Linked DNA regions of Homo sapiens: region 2 is linked to region 1. A link is an interaction called in ENCODE POLR2A ChIA-PET data of the cell type or tissue named here. Cell type or tissue: IMR-90. All regions are shown on one strand. Region 1 overlaps STAG1 (STAG1 cohesin complex component). Region 2 overlaps STAG1 (STAG1 cohesin complex component).

The links. Peaks named below come from ENCODE experiments on the same cell type or tissue, not always from the same donor. Only the 100,000 strongest peaks of a DNase experiment are listed, where the experiment ranks them.
Region 2: POLR2A ChIA-PET joins it to region 1 with 6 read pairs; 2 of 35 experiments call an interaction of 5 or more read pairs at or near these places.

Annotation. Positions count from the first base shown.
Region 1 is chr3:136,678,920-136,682,919 of GRCh38, reverse strand. All of the region lies in intron 1 of STAG1 (STAG1 cohesin complex component), which reads left to right. Among named protein-coding and RNA genes, the nearest start is that of STAG1, 71 kb to the left of the region's middle. In IMR-90, no CTCF peak of the experiment used is centred here; no DNase peak of the experiment used is centred here.
Region 2 is chr3:136,395,459-136,399,458 of GRCh38, reverse strand. It overlaps STAG1 (STAG1 cohesin complex component), which reads left to right. Exons shown (of 34, transcript NM_005862.3): 22 at 630-710. Among named protein-coding and RNA genes, the nearest start is that of PCCB, 150 kb to the right of the region's middle. In IMR-90, no CTCF peak of the experiment used is centred here; a DNase peak (open chromatin) is centred at 2,288; H3K27ac peaks cover 1,507 bases.

The sequences.
Region 1 (4,000 bases):
CATGTTATGTATATACTGCATTTTTATCCATTTATCCGTTAGTAGACACTTGGGTTGCTTCTGCCTTTTGGCTATTGTGAATGATGCTACTGTGAACATGGGTGTATAAATATCTCTTGGAGAGCCTTCTTTTAAATCTTTTGGGTATATATTCAGCAGTGGAATTGCTGGATCATTGGTGCCTTCTTTAATGTCTTTTGGCAACATTTATAGTTTTCAGTGTTTAAGTCTTTTGCCTTTTTCAGTAAGTTTATTCCGAGGTATTTTATTTCTTTTCATGGTATTGTAAATGGAATTCTTTTCTTAATTTCATTTTCAAATTGTTTAAAAGTGTATCAAAATGTAAATTTTTGGTAATTTTTGTATCCTGCAACTTCACTGAATTTATTGGTTATAAAAAGTGTTTTTTTCGTGTGACATATTTAGTTCTCTTTCTCACCTCTCTGTCCATATGTGTATATATATATATATATTTTATTTTTTTTTTAATTTTGTGAAACAGAGTCCCACTCTGTTGCCCAGGCTGGAATGTAGTGGCATGATCTTGGCTCACTGCAACCTCTGCCTTCCGGGTTCAAGTGAACCTCCTGTTTCAGCCTTCGGAGTAGCTGGGATTACAGACACCCACCACCACGCCTGGCTAATTTTTGTATTTTTAGTAGAGACAGGGTTTCACCATGTTTCCCAGGCTGATCTTGAACTTAGGTGATCCACCCACCTCAGCCTCCCAAAGTGCTGGTATTACAGGCATGAGTTTTCGGTATATATATTTTAGAGAAATCTGTAGATTTCTTATATTTTCACATGTAAGATCATGTCTTCTGCAAATAGAGATAGTTTTATTTCTTTTTTTTAAAATTTGGATGTTTTTTATTTCATTTTCCTGCCTAGTTGTTCTGGCTAGGACTTCCAGCACCATGTTGAATAGAAAGGGTGACTGTGGCCATCCTTGCCCTCTTTCAGGTCATAGAGGAAAAGATTTTTATCTTTAAACATTGAGTATGATATTAGCTGTGCGTATTTCATATGCCACCTTTGTTATATTGAAAAAATTTCCTTTATTACTAATTTGCTGATTGTTTTTATCATGCAAGGCTTTTGAATTTTGTCATTTTTTTTCCTGCATTGAGATGATCATGTGACTCCCTCCCTTTCTGTTAATGTAGTGTATTGATTTTCATACGTTGGATCATCCTTTCATTTTATTAATGAATGTCATTTGGTTATGGTTTATAGTCTTTTTAATATGAGGTTGAGTTCAGTTTGCTAGTGTTTTGTTTAATCTTGAAACATTTGAAAAATGAAGTTATCTTTTTTAAAAAAATGTAATGCCAATTTTTGCTGTAAATGGCAGTGGCTGTGTTCATTTTATAGATACTTTATATAGCCTGGTATTTCAGCTCTTATTTATAACCTCATGCCTTGTATACTACCTTGTTTGGATTGTGCCTGAGTTAAGGGAGTGTATTTTTCCCCCAAGGCTACAGGCAGATTGATCATATAAGGAAGGCTTAATTTCACATATCAAAGCTGTTCATTTAAATCGTTCAATTAAATATTTGTGATTAATACAGTTTTCAATTCTAATATAAAGATTCATATTCTTCAATTAGGGCATAGGTAAATTGCTTTTTGTAGCTTTCTGAAATGTAATTCACAGATTGATTATATTCTCCTCAGTGAATTTTGATACTTTATGTGTACAGTCAGCCCTGCATATCATATACATAACTTCGTACATGGGTTCTATATCTGTGGATTCAGCCAACTGTGGGTAGAAAATATTTTGGGGAAAAAAGAATGGTTCTGTCTGTACTGCATGTGTATAGACTTTTTCTTATTTCCTAAACAATACAACAATTATTAATATAGCATTTATGTTTTATTAGGTATCATAAGAAATTTTAAAAGGTTGCAAGAATGATTTTAAAATATATGGACAGATGTTTGTAGGATATATGCAAATACTACATCATTTTATATAAGGCACTTGAGCATCTGTGGATTTTAGTATTCACAAGGGTGGGGTGGGGGTGGGGTCCTGGAACCAATCCCCCATGGATATTGAGGAATGACTGTATATATAAATGTATACTTTTATACGTATATAGGTATATGTAATATATATATTTCTTTATATATATATTTACCACTAGTTATAATTTTTTTGTGTTATTCAATGGTTACTTTAGGTTTCTTTATCTTGTTATGTGTAAGTGTAAATCTTTCATCCTTATCTTGGACAAAATTTATATCTTGATGTATCTGCTTAAAATTAAAAATATTTTATTTATAATTTTACATGAAATAATAAATGAGGATTTATCACTCATGCCATTGTTTTTGACTTGGTTTTCAACTTTCCTTCCCGTTGTATCCCTTCCCTAATCCCTGCCCCTGTGCCTCCCAAAAATTCTTGTAAATAGTATTACGTATTACTCCATTTTACTGTATTACTAAAAATGTTACTCTTTTTCTCTCTACTCATACAATCTTTTAGTTATGTGTATTTTTACTTATATAGGCCTTTATGTGAAGATTTTTAAAAAAGGGATTGTTTTGCACACTTTTCTGTAACTTGCTTTTTCACTAATAACAGCTTGGAGGGAATTCCCCCACCTAAGGTATAGCTCTAGTTTATTATTTTCTTTTTTTATTTGAGACAGGGTCTCGCTCTGATGCCCAGGTTGGAGTGCAGTGGCACGATCTTGGCTCACTGCAACCTCTGCCTCCTGGGTTCAAGTGATTCTCATGCCTCAGACTCCTGAGTAGCTGGGATTACAGGCGTGCACGGCTAATTTTTGTATTTTTAGTAGAGACAGGTTTCGCCATGTTGGCCAGACTGTAGTTTATTATTTTCATGGCTGTATAATGAATGCTTCATGTTGTGTTGTATAAAATTTATTTAGCCATTCCCACATTTATGGGAATATATTTTATTTCTAGTTCTTTCTCATTTTAAATAATGTTGTATCTTTGAATATATGTCCTGACTTCATGATGCTTTTATTTATTTCTGAGACAGAGTCTCACTCTGTCGCTCAGGCTGGAGTGCAGTGGTGCAATCTCGGGTCACTGCAACCTCCGCCTCCCAGGATCTAGCAATTCTCATGCCTCAGCCACCTGAGTAGCTGGAATTACAGGCGTGCACCACCATGCCCGGCTGATTTTTTTTTTTTTTTTTTTTTTTTAAGACGGAGTCTTGCTCTTTCGCCCAGGCCAGACTGCAGTGGCACTATCTCGGCTCACTGCAAGCTCCGCCTTGTGGGTTCATGCCATTCTCCTGCATCAGCCTCCCGAGTAGCTGGGACTACAGGCGCCCACCACCGCGCCCGGCTAATTTTTTTGTCTTTTTAGTACAGACGGGGTTTCACTGTGTTATCCAGGATGGTCTCGATCTCCTGACCTCATGATCCGCCCGCCTGGGCCTCCCAAAGTGCTGGGATTACAGGCGTGAGCCACCGCACCCGGCCCATGCTGGGCTAATTTTTGTATTTTTTTTTGTAGAGATGTGGTTTCACCATGTTGGACAGGCTGGTCTCGAACTCCTGACCTCAAGGAACCCATCCGCCTCGGCCTCCCAAAGTGGTGGGATTACAGGCATGAGCCACCGTGCCTGGCCCATGCTGCTTTTATTTCTGTGGGATAGATTTCCAGGAGTAAAATTGCTGGGTTAAAGGATTTCTATATTTTTTGTTTCACTTGATGTTGCCAAATTGCTTTCCACAAAAATTTGCCACCAGCAATGTTGGAGAATTCTTTCTCCTACATCCTTGCCAGCAGTAGGGCTGTAACTTTTTAAGTTTGCCAGCCCAATAGGTGTAACATTATGTCTCCTAGTTTCTGTTACTTTGAATTTCTTGGGCAGGCATAAGTTTGAACATCTTTTTTATGTTTGTAGACATTTGTTTTTTTTTTTTTTTGTGAAGTATTTTTGATATTCTTTGTTGAAATAAAATTTGCCCTGCTCTCCCCACTGCCAGGTAGCTAGTACTACAGC
Region 2 (4,000 bases), 280 kb after region 1:
CGATATGCGTAAAAAACTAGGAATGCAGACTTAGGTAATTAAAATATACCAATTCCCAAATAATCCATAATAACTGTTGCCCTTGGGAGAAGAAAGATAATTATATTGGGAGGAGGTGCTGGCAATGTTTTATTTCTTGATGTGGGTGGTGGTTACACAGGTATTTTTGCTTTATATTCATTAAGCTTTATACTCATAAATGTATATTTGATATGACTGTTTTCACATTAAAATACTTTAAAAGAAGTAGAAATTTTCTTATAAAATGTGGGTAAATATTTTAGATTCAGTTATTTCAACTATAAAATTTGGATAAAAATAATTTCATCAGTCTCCTTTTAAAAATTTGACTAAGTAAAATATTCATGACACTACATTTTTGTTTAAACATAGTGCTATTTCAATCTGTATTTATTCCCATATGTTGTGTCTTTATTCTCCAGATTGATACATTGGTTTGTCCTTTTTAACCAAGTATTTTATACATTCTCATTAATTATACAAAAATTTGGACTTGAAGCTATACTATAAAATAACAACTGTGATAAATATTATCTTAGCACGGTGCAAACAGATGATCTCATTTTTTTGAATTTTTCATTAAAAAAATTTTTTTTCATTTGATACAGATAGTCGTGCAAGCACTGCAGTGTTCCCATTATTCGATTCTTTGGCAGTTGGTGAAAATTACTGATGGCTCTCCTTCCAAAGTAAGTAAGAGTTTCTGTAGGCAGAAGGGTTATTACTGAAATAATAACCTTGCTTAACTATTTAATAATTTACTATTATCAGTTATTGTATAATATAAATTATTGTAATATTTAATAAAATATATGACTATTACCAGTTCTTGGTTTATCTTATGAGTAAGTATACATTTACCTCTTTGGGAAGAGCCAAAATCTTCAAGCAAAAGACACATAGTTATGTGTGTGTATATATATGTACACACACACACGGATTAAAACTTCTTATATAAAATCACTGTAGTAGACACAAGAGCTCTGATAGGTAACATGCTATTAAAAAGAATAACATTGAGGCCGTGCACGGTGGCTTACGCCTATAATCCCAGCACTTTGGGAGGCCGAGGTAGGCAGATCACTTGAGGTCAGGAGTTCAAGACCAGCCTGGCCAATATGGTGAAACTCCATCTCTACTAAGAATACAAAAATTAGCTGGGCATGGTGATGCACACCTGTAGTCCCAGCTACTTGGGAGGCTGAAGCAGGAGAATCACTTGAACCCGGGAGGTAGAGGTTGCAGTGAGCTCAGATCACGCCACTGCTCTCCAGCCTGAGCGACAGAGTGAGACTCTTGTCTGAAAAAAAAAAAAATACAAAAATTAGCCGGGTGTGGTGTTGGGTGCCTGTAATCCCAGCTACTGAGGAGGCTGAGGCAGGAGAATCGCTTGAACCCAGGAGGCAGAGGTTGCAGTGAGCCAAGATCGCGCCATTGTACTCCAGCCTGGGCAACAAGAGCAAAACTCCATCTCAAAAAAAAGAATAACATCATTGAAAGATAGTAGTATGATACCTAGAGACACAAAGTGAACAACCCTCTTGAAGTTAAAAACAACTTAAAATGTTGGGTAAATTTTTTTTTTTTGAATTTTAATGTATCCATGACCATGCAAAACAAAGAAAAATGTGGGCTAGGGATTAAATGAAAAAAAGTAAGATCAAGAAAGCCAAAAAGAGCACTGAAGCCTGCTTTACCTTGAGGATGTTTCTCAAGGTCCATCCAGGATAGAATGTCTCATAGGTGGCCACATCTCCCAGATAATTTTGGGATCCTAATGACCTGCTCTTACCACAGGGGTGAACTAGAAATAAACGCACTCCAGTTTCCTTCAGGGGCTGGGGGATTATAAGGAAAAGAGTCTGTCTTAAAATTTGTCATTGATTAAAATGGGGAAAAATAAATCTCCCATGAAAGTTTATGACTTAGCTTTTGCATAGGTTTTCACCTGAATTCATACTATTTTGATGGTAAAAAAAAAAGAAAGAAAAAAAGTTGAGATTTTGATTAAGTGTTCTATAATGGTGGTAATCCCCAACCACCTAACAGAATCAAATCTAAATATCTTCTGAAGGAACTTGCCTTAAAGAATTTTCCACAAGTAAAACCTTAAGCAAAATGAGCTCACAGCAAAAATATCACTCATGAAAACAACCATGAAGAGAATCAGACAAAAAATACTTCACATTGGAATTATCTGACACAAATATAAATGTTTCAGTTATTTCATGTAATGAGAGGCCTGAACATGACTAAGAAGTAAACATTTGATAAAGAACCAAATAAAGATATTAGTATGTTTGTGTATCTCCTCTTAACAAAACAAGCTGTTTAACCAGTAAAGATGAGTAATGCATTTGCATATAGAACAAACAGCTTGATATGGAGTGTTATTTTTTCAGAGTAAGAATTTTTTTTCCTTTCTGAGTAACAATTTGAGGATCTCTGCATTTAGAAAGTAGTAGGATTTTTAAATTCTTTTTCATTAGAAGAATGGTAATATATTGGTTAGCCTCTTGGTTTTTCTCTTTTATTAATAATTTCAGTCTTGAAAAACAAAAATAACAGTTAACCTTTTATTAGTAATGAAAGCCACTTTAAAACTGTGTTACAGCCTGGTGCGGTGGCTCGCGCCTGTAATCCCAGCACTTTGGGAGGCCGAGGCGGGCAGATCACAAGGTCAAGAGTTCGAGACCAGCCTGGCCAATATGGTGAAACCCTGTCTCTACTAAAAATACAAAAATTAGCTGGGTGTGGTGGCAGGCGCCTGTAGTCCCAGCTGCTTGGGAGGCTGAGGCAGAAGAATCGCTTGAACTCGGGAGGCGGAGGTTGCAGTGAGCCAAGATCATGCCACTGCACTCCAGCCTGGGCGATAGAGCGAGACTGTCTCCAAAAAAAAAAAAAAAAAAAAAAAAAAGGCCAGGCGCGGTGGCTCACGCCTGTAATCCCAACACTTTGGGAGGCCGAGGTGGGCGGATCACAAGGTCAGGAGATCGAGACCATCCTGGCTAACACAGTAGTGAAACCCTGTCAATACTAAAAATACAAAAAAATTAGCCGGGCGTGGTGGCAGGCGCCTGTAGTCCCAGCTACTCAGGAGGCTGAGGCAGGAGAATGGCCGGAGCCCAGGAAGTGGAGCTTGAAGTGAGCGGAGAGATCGCGTGGCTGCACCCCCGCCTGGGCGACAGAGCGAGACTCTGTCTCAAAAAAAAAAAAAAAAAAAAAAAACTGTGTTACACTGGGCCTGGCGGCTCACGCCTGTAATCGTAGCACTTTGGGAGACCAAGGTGGGCGGATCACCTGAGGTCAGGAATTCCAGAACAGCCTGGCTAACGTGATGAAACCCTGTCTCTACTAAAAATACAAAGTTAGCTGGGCATCATGGCGCACATCTGTAATTCCAGTTACTTGGAGGCTGAAGTACGAGAATCGCTTGAACCTGGGAGCTAGAGGTTGCAGTGAGCCAAGATCTTGCCACTGCATTCCAGCCTGGGTGACAGAGCGAGCCTCTTGTCTTTTTTTGAAATGTTATTTAATATAGTAAAGTCAAAGGAGATTGAATTTATATATTAAAATTTGATAGGAAGGGTTTAATGATTTTACACAATTGCTTTTATTCTCACCCTTCTGATTGAGTTTTAGATAGTTTTTCCCACAGACGTCATTTTTGTTGAGTTACTTGCATTTTGGCTAAATATTGATTATTGCATTTAGCAAATTTAGAATATGTTATTCCGTAAAAATTCAGCATAATTGATAGTTAATTCCTCCTTGTAAATCTATTAATAATTTAAATTTTGTCTTTTTTTTAATTGAGATGGAGTCTCACTCTGTCACCTAGGCTGGAGGAGTGCAGTGGTGCAATCTTGACTCACTGCAACCTCTACCTCCCGGGTTCAAGTGATTCTCCTGCCTCAGCCTCCAGGGTAGCTGGGATTACAGGCGCATGCCACCATGCCCGGGTTTTTTGTATTTTTAG